Regions from separate parts of the Mus musculus genome. Here region 2 is linked to region 1. The links are chromatin contacts, found by POLR2A ChIA-PET in ENCODE. All regions are on one chromosome and are shown on one strand. The core of a region is the stretch at or near the end of the contact, and the rest is flanking DNA. Distances in the headings are between cores, read along the strand shown. Region 1 holds the start of Izumo2 (IZUMO family member 2). Region 2 holds the start of Vrk3 (vaccinia related kinase 3).

Region 1 (5,368 bases), core at 1,834-4,333:
AATCTTTAGGAGCCAGAGAGATGGTACAGCTGGTGAAGGTGTTTGCCAACAAGACTGGTGACCTGCGTTTAATCCCCGGGACCCACAGGGAAGACGGAGAGAGCCAAGTTATTCTCTGACCTCCACATGTGTGCTGTACACACACACACACACACTCTAATAACATAAAATGTAAAACAAACAAACAAAATGACAAGCAGGGGGTGATGGTGCACACCTGTAATCCCAGCACTCTGGAGACAGAAACAAGAGGATCGTTGTGAATTCGAGGCCAGCCTGGTCTACCGAGTGAGTTCAGGACAGCCAAAGCTACTGAAACCCTGTCTCAAACAAACAAACAAACAAACAAACAAACCAACCAACCCAACACAAATCCTGAGGTTGTCTTGGTGACTCATGAAATACCAGCACTGTTGAGGGTGAGGTAAGAGGACTGCCATGAGTTCCGGGTCAGCATGGGTTACAGAGAGAGAGAGAGAGAGAGAGAGAGAGAGAGAGAGAGAGAGAGAGAGAGAGAGAGAGAGAGAGACCTTGTGTCAAAAAAGAAGAAGCAAAGGCAATTGGGGTGGGAGGAGTGAGGCAGAGATAGCTCAGTGGATAAGATGGCTGCCTTGTAAGCATGAAGACTCAAGTTCACTCCTTAGAACGGAAGAGTTCGAGGTGGCAGTGTGTGTAGTCAAAGCTCTGAGAACGAGGCAGAGGGATCCCAGGGGCTCACTGGGCAGCCAGCCTAGTCAGTGACCTTCATGACACCACGAGACCCTAGCTCAGAAACCAGGGTGGGGCTGAAGAAATGCCTCAATAACTCAAAACCTTTACTAATTCTCAGATCCCAGCCCCACTTGTAGTTCACAGTCATCTGCTCATGCAACACACATACATGTACACACATATATGTGCACATACACACATGCATGCACACACACGCACACATATACACACACTTGTGCATGCACAGATACACATATATGCAATACACATAGGAAGGCACATACACACATTCGTGCACAAACAAATACACACATGCTCGTGCATGCACATGAACACACATACATGCATGTGTACACGCATGACCCCATGCATGCACACATGTGCTTACACATTCATGCATACAAGCATGTGAGCACACACATGCACATGCATGCACTCACAACAAACCACCCTCCCTTGATGACCAGGGGTTCATGGTTTTGTGGTAAAGTGAGTAGGGCATTGAGGTTTGATTTGGGAGGAATGGGGAATAGGTGTGGGTGCGGGGTGGGTAGGAAAATTAGAACTCACGACAAGTTTTGTGGTCACAGGCTGAAAGAGAAGAGAGCTGATATGAGTGACGTGCAGACATGGCAGCTTGAGAATTGAATTGGGAAGGGATCAAGGGAGAGAAGGGGGAAATCTGGCAAGATGGTGATGCTGGGGGTCCCAGGAGTGCTATTAGGAGGGAAAGAACTGGGTGGGGGAGAAGGGGCGGCACCTTTCATTTCATAGTCTCTTAATGCTCCCTTTAGTTCCTTGATGGCATGTTCCCTGAAGCTCACCAGCTCTTCCAGCAGAGGAACGTCTGAGGAAGGAAGAGATGCTCTTCAGTGCAGGTCCTCATCAAACCTCCAGCCACTTACAGAATTGTCGGACTGGGCTACAGAGGTGGCTCAGTGCTTAAGAGCACTGGCTGCTCTTGTAAAGAACGTAGATTCAGTTTCCAGCTCCTACACGGTGGCTCACAAACACCTGGAACTCCAGTTCCAGGGGAATCTGATGCCCTCTTCTGACACCCACAGGTACTGCATGCACAAATGGCATATAATACATGCAGAAACAAACAAACAAACAAAAAAAACAAACCCCAAAACCCCAAAACACTTATACACATAAAATTTTAAGAATTTTTAAGTGCTCCAGATTTTAGAGGTTTTCATTTCGGTTCTTTGCAAAAATGACCTGACTGTCCAGAAAGAGTCTGAATTCTGGAAGGCTCCCAAGTGTTTGAGACTCAAAATGTGTGTGCAGACTTGTTTGTGCTTGAATAACGGCTGGTTCCCGTGAATCCTGGCACCTAGAGCTTTGAGGCTGGCTTTGAACTCTAACTAATTAGAGGGATTCAAAGTCATGGTCCTCTTGCCTCAGCTTCCTGAGTTACTAGGATGACAGGCCACGGGTTTACTCACTGGTGGAAGGTTATTACAAATGTTAGATTATTATATTTTTTTAAAAGACAGCTGTAGAGAGACAGAAAGAAAGGCTTGGTCCAACCTTAGATGGGACCGTGCTTATTCACCGCAAAGAAGTAGATGGCCAGAATGCCTCCAGAGGAAGAAGTCACCCCTTATCCCATTGAAATGATTGCTGTAGTCTGCAAAGAAAGCTGGGAAATGTAGTCTTTCAGCAAGACAATGCCAAAAACACCCCGTTTATAAAAATCACAGTGTTTGAGAAACACAAGAAGACAGAAGTGTGTGGCTGGCCACACCTAGTGATGGGCATTATAGAGATGGGAGTGTCCCGCATACATCGTCAACTCTGTGTGACTTTGGACAGGTCACCTGACTTCTTTGAACCTCAGCTTTTCTCCCTCTCAACCCTTTCTCAAAATTCTGCCTAGCTGTCACAGCAAAGGACACATGCCCGCCCAGAGGAGAAGCTCGGATGCAGAAAGGAAGGCCAGGGGGTGGCTCAAGGGTCTCCCACCTGTCTTAGAGTTAGCCTTTATATACTGGGCTTGGTTCTTGAAGGATGTCGCCACTTTTTCCAGTTGATCCACGACTGCAGACCAGAAGGGAGGCCCTGTCAGGTCAGAAGGCCCACAGCTCCCCGGGCCTCTTCCCTACGCACCCAAGTACACACCCACTTTCCCCACGAAAGCGTTCATTGCATAGTCCCTGAAGAAAGGCCCCTCCATGCTCAACAGCAGGGCCTGCGCGCGCGCCTGCAGCCCTTCCAGATGGAAGCGCTTGGTGACGATGGCATCACGCAACTGCCTGAGCTCCAGTAGCACTGACTGGTCGCACTGCAGGCAGCCCCATGCCCCGGGGCCGCCCAGGCCACACAAAAGCACCAGGGCCAAGGCCAAAGGCATGGTGGGGACTTTGTGACCTCACAGGGGCGACCTCAGAACACTCCGAGTGTAGCTCTGGAATCCAGGTAGTTAACATATTTATTGAACACCTGTTGGGTGCTGTTCTAACCCCCATCCCCCACCCCCACCCCCTCCACCCCCACCCTGCCCTCCTCCAACCCCTAAAGCCTGGCTGAGAAAGACTGAAGTGTCCTGCCTTACTGTAGGCTAAATTTACTAATTCAACAGACTTTCTTGCTTTCCTTCTTCCTCACGTTTCTTTCTTTTTTCCTCTTTCTCTCTTACAACATCTTACTAATTTTCGAAGCCAGGTACGTCTTTAATCCCAGCACTCTGGAGGCAGAGACAGGCAGATCTCTGTTAGTTCTAGGCCAGCCTGGTCTATATTGAAAGGAAATAAAACTTGAGACCTGTGATTCATGTAATGTATGTCAAATAGCCCAAAGAGTTGTTTGTGAGCTTTGAAACCTGGGGCTGAGAACATAGCAGAACAGACCAGGACATGCCGGGACAGGCCCGTCCCCTCCCTATCTCCCACCCCTCTGACCTAAGTTAAATGTTAACAGGCTGCTGATGTTTAAATGGACCAATCATGTGAAACCGTGCCAATTCCTCCCCCAGCCCCACTCCTTTTCTATAAAAACCCCTAGCTTCCAAGCCTCGTGGTCGAATCCACTGTCTCCTGTGTGAGATACGTTTCGACCCGACGCTCCGCCATTAAAATACCTCGTGTTGTTACATCAAGGTGTTGTGTTCTGTTGGTGATTCTTGGGTGCACACAGAATCGGGAGTTGAGTGGGGGTTTCCCCACTAGGTTCTTTCAATATTAGTGAATGCTAGGACAGCCAGAGCTACATAATAAGACCTTGTCTTGGAATAGGTTTTTTTTTTTTTTTTTTTTTTGAGACAGGGTTTCTCTGTATAGCCCTGGCTGTCCTGGAACTCACTCTGTAGACCAGACTGGCCTCGAACTCAGAAATCTGCCTGTCTCCCGAGTGCTGGGATTAAAGGCGTGCGCCACCATGACTGGAAGAATAGTTTTTTAAAAAAATAATTTTTGAGAATTTCACAGACACATACAATGCATTTTGATCCTATTCATCGCCCCAAATACTCCCAGGTCCACACCCGGTTTCTCTTTCTCTTCTTCCTTTCTCCAGCCCTCCCTCTCCCTATTTCTCTTCTAAGAGTGTGTCACACAGCCCAGGCTGGCCTTGAACTTTATATTTATCGAAGGATGACATTGAACTCCCAATCCTCCGGTCTCAACCTCCTGATAGTGGTGATTATCTAATTGTAAGTCCAATTTTAAAAGTTCAAGGAGCCAGTGCGATGGCTCAGCAGGTCTTCAATGTTAGGCTAAGCAGAGAAAGGTCTGGGACAAGCTGTGCCACTAAGAGATCACACCACACAGTAGATCTAAGGCAAGAATGCTATTATGGGTGAGTGGGGGAGGGAAGGGATCTCTAGAAGTTGGACAGAGAGATTCAGACAGACTGACAGAGAGACAGAGAGACAGAGAGAGACAGAGACTGAGAGACAGAGAGACTGGGAAACAGAGAAGAGACACAGAGAGAGACATGATGCTGAGAGAGACCTTTCAAAGGGTGTGCACATCCCACTGAAACGTAAGCAGTAAGCAGCTTGTAGCAACAGAGGAGATGGGCTGCCCCTGGCAGAGGGGCAGGTGATGACTTAAGCTGCTGGAGCTGAGTGGCTAAAAGTCAGGCTGAGGGAGCCACCTGATTTACAACACTTAAGCATGAGGACCTGAGTTCGATTCCCAGGACCCACACTGTGGAAGGGCAGAATTGACTCTCCAATGTGATTCTCTGAACACACATTCACCATGGCACGTGCTCCTCCCCCAATAAACATGTAATTTAAAAAGTGCTTAGCACTGAGTGTGGTTAATAGCACCAGCTGGGAGCCTGACTCCTTTGCCTGCTTTTAGGACCTTAGGAGAGTGTCTAGTCTTATCAAAACGTGATATGCTAAGATTAGTTGATGTCCCTGGGAGGCTTGCCCTTTTCTGAAGGAAAACAGAGGAGGAGTGGATCTGTGGGAGAAGGGGTGGTGGTGTGGAGGACTGACAGAAGGGAGGGGAAACTGTAGTCTGGATGTAATATATGAGAGGATTAAAAAAAAGCAATAGATGTTCTTGCATAGGAATCTGAATTTGGTTCCCAGCACCACATGGCAGCTCTAGTTGCAGGGGTCTGATGCCCTCTTCTGGTTTTTCTGGGCACTACATCCATGTGCATCTACTCATAATTTTTTTAAAAAATATTTTTTTTG
Region 2 (5,368 bases), core at 1,135-3,634, 40 kb before region 1:
CTGACCTGCTTGAGTTCCAGACCTGACTTCCTTTAGTGATGACCAGCAGTATGGAAGTGTAAGGTAAATAAGCCCTTTCCTCCTCAACTTGCTTCTTGGTCATGAGGTTTCCTGCAGGAATAGAAACCCTGACTAAGACACCAGCACACCCTGGTAGCGACTTCTACAGTCAACATGATGAAACACATTGGCTTCTTATCTTCAGGTCAAAATATCCTTGCAGGTTCTCACCTGGAAGCAGATGCTCAGCATGACCCTGAGCTGGCAACATCAGGCTTTTCACCAGGTAGCCTCTATCTCTTCAGCCTATCACAGCCTAGGCTGTCATCTCCCCCTCTTTACTGCAGTCACATCCTAACTACAATGACCATCAGCCTCTACACCTTGTCACTGTGGTTTGTTAACCAAACAGAGGTCACAATGATCCAGTTATAGTCAGTTCCGAGGGTAGGCTGGAGGTCTCGGGGATTTAGAATGCACTGTTCTTCCAGAGGACCCAGATTCAGTCTCCAGCACCCCAGTCTGATGGGTGGCTCACATCACCTGTAACTTCAGCTCCAGGGGATCTGACACCCTCTTCTGGCACTTGCAAATTCATGCCATATACACAAACAGAGCCCATGACGAGTGCCACGCCATCTCTGATGATGGTAAACAGCCACAGCCCTGTGGGTGAGCCGTCAGCAAATGAGCTCGGGCAGGTAAGCGTGGGCTGAATTGCAATGTAAATTGCAAGCAGAGAAAGCCTCTCTCATTTTCTAAGACATTCTAGATGCAAACATGTAGATAAGATACCATAGGAAAAAATATTATACAATTGACTGCAATTTCTGTCTGGCACCTCAACCAACGTTAGAATGTAAACTAGTTGTGCAGAATTTAAAAACATCCATCTTTATGATCTTTAATTTTGAGTATGTGTGTGTTTGCATGTGGGTATGTGTAAAAGGTCTTTGCTACTTTGTGAGTTCTTTTTCCTGCCTTTATTCTCCCCTTCCCATTTCACCCCCTATCCCTAGGTAGGAGAGAAAGAAGGACAGAGGGAGAGAGATCAAGAACTCTGAATCTAATTTCTTCTTTGAGCACAACTACTAACAAACTGCAATACCCCCCCCATCCCCCACCCCCACCAAACAACTCTCACGGTACCCAGTTGAGGCCCTAGTATTTACAGACTCTCTGAGAAGTTCCCAGAATTCCAAACGTCACACAGTTGTAGAAACTATGTGCAGCTGGCAAAATCATGAGCTGCTGGAGCAGGAGGCAAAGCTTAGTCAGCTGCGGAGAAGCAGCCCCATAGCCCCACTCCTGGGATTGAAACAAAAACATATTCTTATATTTCTGTGTTTTTTTTAAAGAAATGAAAATTCCAGAATTTTCACTACAGTTATGTGCATATGAACCCGTGTGAAGGCCAATCCCTAATTCCCTAGAACTAGGGTTACAGGCAGTCATGAACTGGGAACCAACTTGAGTCCTCCGGAAGACAGTAAGCACTCAAATATTGAACCAACTCTCCAGTCCTTAGGCAGGGCTGGATTCTTTTTTTAAAGACAGTGTTTCATGTAGCTTAGGCCGACCTTGAACTTTTGATCCCCCAGCATTTGAAACTTACCCAAGCGTACATCCAGCTTTAATTAAACTGAGGTGCCCATTACTATGTAGTCCATCCTGGGCTGTCCTGGAATTCACTATTCTCAAAAATCCTCCTGACTCAGCCTCCCAAGTGCTAGAACATTGCTGAGTTTAGAGCTACTCCTAGGGGAGGTGGCAGTTCGGGTATATAATACAATAAGTGTCTGTTGCACAGATCCTTGCATACAGTAAGTGCTCGGATCTTGAGTGTTGAGGTCTCCTGTCTAAGGCTGCACATTCAGTTCCGACTACTGATACTCAAGTCGGCTTTTATTATGCACCCATTTGTTTAGTTCATTTATCCTACGTATGACCATCAGCTTGCTACCATCTATGCTCCTGTTGCAGGAACGCAGCACAGCAGAGTACCAAAGGCTAAATTCCACAGGTGTGGGACTAACACTTCCCTAAGTAGCAGAGACTGGACCGGGCCCCACAATCCCAAAGAAACCAGTGACGAGGTACCCGTGGAGGCGGAGGCGGAGTGTCTGACATTCCTCACAGGCTCCGCCCAACACCTTCCCAGCAAAACAGAGGAAGTGGGTGCTCCCCCCACTCCCGCCCCCGAACCCCAGCCTTGGTCGGCCTCCGCCTTCCTCAGGCAGTGACGTCACAGGCTGCCGGGCGAGCGGCTCCTCATCACTGTACTTGTGAAAAAGCCGTGGGCGCCGGGGTTTCTCACGGCCCGGACTCTCACTCCGATCCGGAGCAGAAACTTGGACTCACCTTTACAGTTGCCCCGCAGAAACTTCCGGGGAGGGAGGGTGAAGGAGGGGCTGCGCGCGCATCCCCCACCGGCCGTGCGACAGCAGCGAGCAGACGCGGCCTATTTCCTCTAATACAGGGCATCCGGACAAGCTGTGCCCTGCTGGAAACTCCATTTCCCAGAAGCCTGAGCGACACGCCTGATTAGTCCATCCCCCTAATTGCTCACCGTTATTCGGCCTTCTCTGGGGCGGGCTTTTCCTTCTACTGCGCATGTCTGACGTCAATCTTGATGAAATACGTGACAGCCACCAATCAAAGGTCCTGTTGTCATTTTTAAACTCTCCTTGCTTCTGTGCTCTCTCTGTAATCTCAGTTTTGCCTTCAAACTGTATCTATGGCAACCCGCTGTCACCTCCAAATGGAATTTTCGGGGTGTAGAAGGTGAAAGTAGTCCTATAACAGGGTAGTGGGCCATCCAACCTTGGTGTCACTTAGCCATGAATCTGTTTCCTCTCTACTTCCTAGAGGGCTCAGTGGGTGGAGACCACAGGTGGTGGGTCCTGGAATTTGGCGCGGAGTTACCTGGGTGGGATAAATTTGAGGAGAAGTTTCTGGAACCGGAACTTCCTCGGAGGAATTTCCCCCTGTACTCTGAGGGAGCCCTCCTCATGAGGAGTTGGGTTTTCTTGGGATCCTGGAAAGCATATGTTCTTTGGGTTGCCAGCCATGCTGAGGTACGGAGACACGGAGCCATGCCGAGGTACGGAGACTAAGCCCAGGCGCCCATGGCCTTAGTCCTCTGTGGCCGGGGTGGGAGGCCCTGACAGAATGCTGAACCCTTGAGTGCTCACAGCCGGGCGTAGGCCCGGCTCTTAAGCGGGGGTTTCCTCTCGCGACCAATACCTACAATAATGGCCCAGAGACATCTATTGCTTCAGTTTCGGGGTATCAAACCCCCTCTTGGGCTTCTAAAGGCACTTAGGTGTACACACATAGCACTTTGAAGCAGTCATAAACAAATTTAAAAGGAAAGATTATTTGTATCTATTATTTGAGCATCTCAAATATATACTGTTATGTTCTATTTAAAAAGCCAGGGAAGCCAGGGATATGTTTGGTAGGGCGAGGTATGGTGCTGGGGAAGGGGGTGCCTCTGCGGGCCCATGCTGAGGCATCCCTTCCCCTTGAGGTACCAACCACAGTGGGTATAGTGTAGAATAGAGTTTATTTAGGGCATGGGGAGGGGAGTTGAGAGGTAGTAGAGACAGAGAAAGGTAGGGAGAGGGAGTAGAGGCCGGCCATGAACACGTGTAGAGAGAGGGGAATAGGGCAAGAAGGGACAGAGAAGGAAGAGAGTGTGGGGACTGAGGGGCAAGCAGCCCCTTTTATAGTGAGTCAGGCATACCTGGCTTTTGCCAGGTAACTGTGGAGTGGAGTGTAGAAGAAATGCTAACATTCCTTTGTTTTGGTTTAATTTTAAAAAAGGAAAAATTAGAAAGAGGCAACGGTGAAGCAAAAAATAGGGTCATCATGATCTTTAGCTAACTTTCTGTTGTTATTGGGGCAGTGTGTCTCTGGGAAACCTAAGAAGATGGGGGTGGGGATGTTGGTGAAGTCTTAGGAGAATTGGCTGTGTCCTTGCTGCTCAGGGTCTGTGGAACCAACTGTGGATAGATCAGAAGGAGCAGGTCCAGTAGAAGTATCTGTGGCTGTAAGAGAAAATTGGAGCATCTATGGGTTGTTTCTCTGGAGCTGTCTTATGTGTAGATTTTGAGTAAACGCTTGGATTTGGCAAGATGCTGAAACACACACACACACACACAGGAGGTAGAGAATAAAGTTAAGTACGTTTGGGAGAAAAAAAATTAGGTCTTTGGGGTAAGAGGAGTCCCAATCCCAGGAACAGGAGAGCAATCTCACCCTCTGGAATAGGTAGCCAGTGAGAACGTAGGCTATTGCTTGGCAGGTGTACTTACCTGGATGGAGACTATTTAGTCCATAAGAAGTAGATTGGAGTGGGTTTCCTGTAGTTTGTAAGTTTATAAAAGAGATAAATTTGTTAACAGCATGAATAGTCTTTAAGATGAGCTTAAGGAGGACAAAAACTTTTCATGGAGCAGAAGGAGCAAGAAGGGATTTTTTTTTTCTGTCTAGGATACTGAATGTGTACGTACATATATTTCTACATATGTATATATATATATATATATATATATATATATATATATGTATATATATATATTTACATATGTATATATATAGTAAAATGAGAAACAACCTTAAGTCCATTGTTAAAAGACAACCAAGGAAACTTGTATTTGAACTTGTGAATATGAAAGTGGATCATATAGTGGAATGTCTTTTATTAGGGTTAGGCTGGTTTACAAGAACTCCACTGGTTAATGTTAGGACAATGGCATAGCAAGGAGAGGAAATCTGAAGCGTTTAGTCACTGGAGAGCGAGTTTAGATAAGGAAGTAGCAGAAGGTTACACCTGTGAAAGGTTACATAGGAACTTGTGTATCGTTATCATGAAGTCTGCGAGCAAGGCAGACCTGTCTGACTTTGGTAAGAGATCTGGTAGTCTTAGCTAGTTAACAAATTGACTAATGAGCTAATATAGTTGTGGATTACCTTAGAGTAAGGAGTTAAGTCTGTTTTCTAGCCATCAAGCTTAGCTGTCAAATCTGGGAAGAATAAATTATAATCTAGGTGTCATGTATTAATTAAAATGACAGAGGTTGGTCTATAGTCCAAAAAGTTTCCAGGTCCCTGTGGTCTCCATGGCAACTTGGGCAGAGTCGGTCTGTCAGGCCCAGAAGATGAAAAACTTTTTCCTGCAGAGTAAATACGTTTGAAATGAGAAATGACCAACCTTGACTTAAGCATTATAAGACATTTGACTCTCAGGGTATCTTGTTTGTCCACAGTATAGACCAGGCCCTGGCAGGGGACAAGGCAATGGATTGGTGCTTCTCAGTGGTTGTCATATCACAATCCAGCAGTCTTGTCACTGTGTCCATTA

Evidence for each region. ChIA-PET counts read pairs that join two places held with the same protein, here RNA polymerase II (POLR2A).
Region 2: POLR2A ChIA-PET joins it to region 1 with 20 read pairs in embryonic stem cell. The contact joins the promoter of Vrk3 here to the promoter of Izumo2 in region 1. POLR2A ChIA-PET finds 5 or more read pairs at or near these places in 4 of 5 experiments (Patski and embryonic stem cell).

The regions. Positions count from the first base shown.
Region 1 is chr7:44,706,445-44,711,812 of GRCm38, reverse strand. It overlaps Izumo2 (IZUMO family member 2), which reads right to left and starts at 3,083. Exons shown (of 7, transcript NM_001368390.1): 1 at 2,839-3,083; 2 at 2,683-2,757; 3 at 1,472-1,558; 4 at 1,282-1,302. The coding sequence starts at 3,070.
Region 2 is chr7:44,745,645-44,751,012 of GRCm38, reverse strand. Vrk3 (vaccinia related kinase 3) reads right to left here and starts at 2,384. Exons shown (of 15, transcript NM_133945.1): 1 at 2,362-2,384. Zfp473 (zinc finger protein 473) reads left to right here and starts at 2,664. Exons shown (of 5, transcript NM_001289836.1): 1 at 2,664-3,103.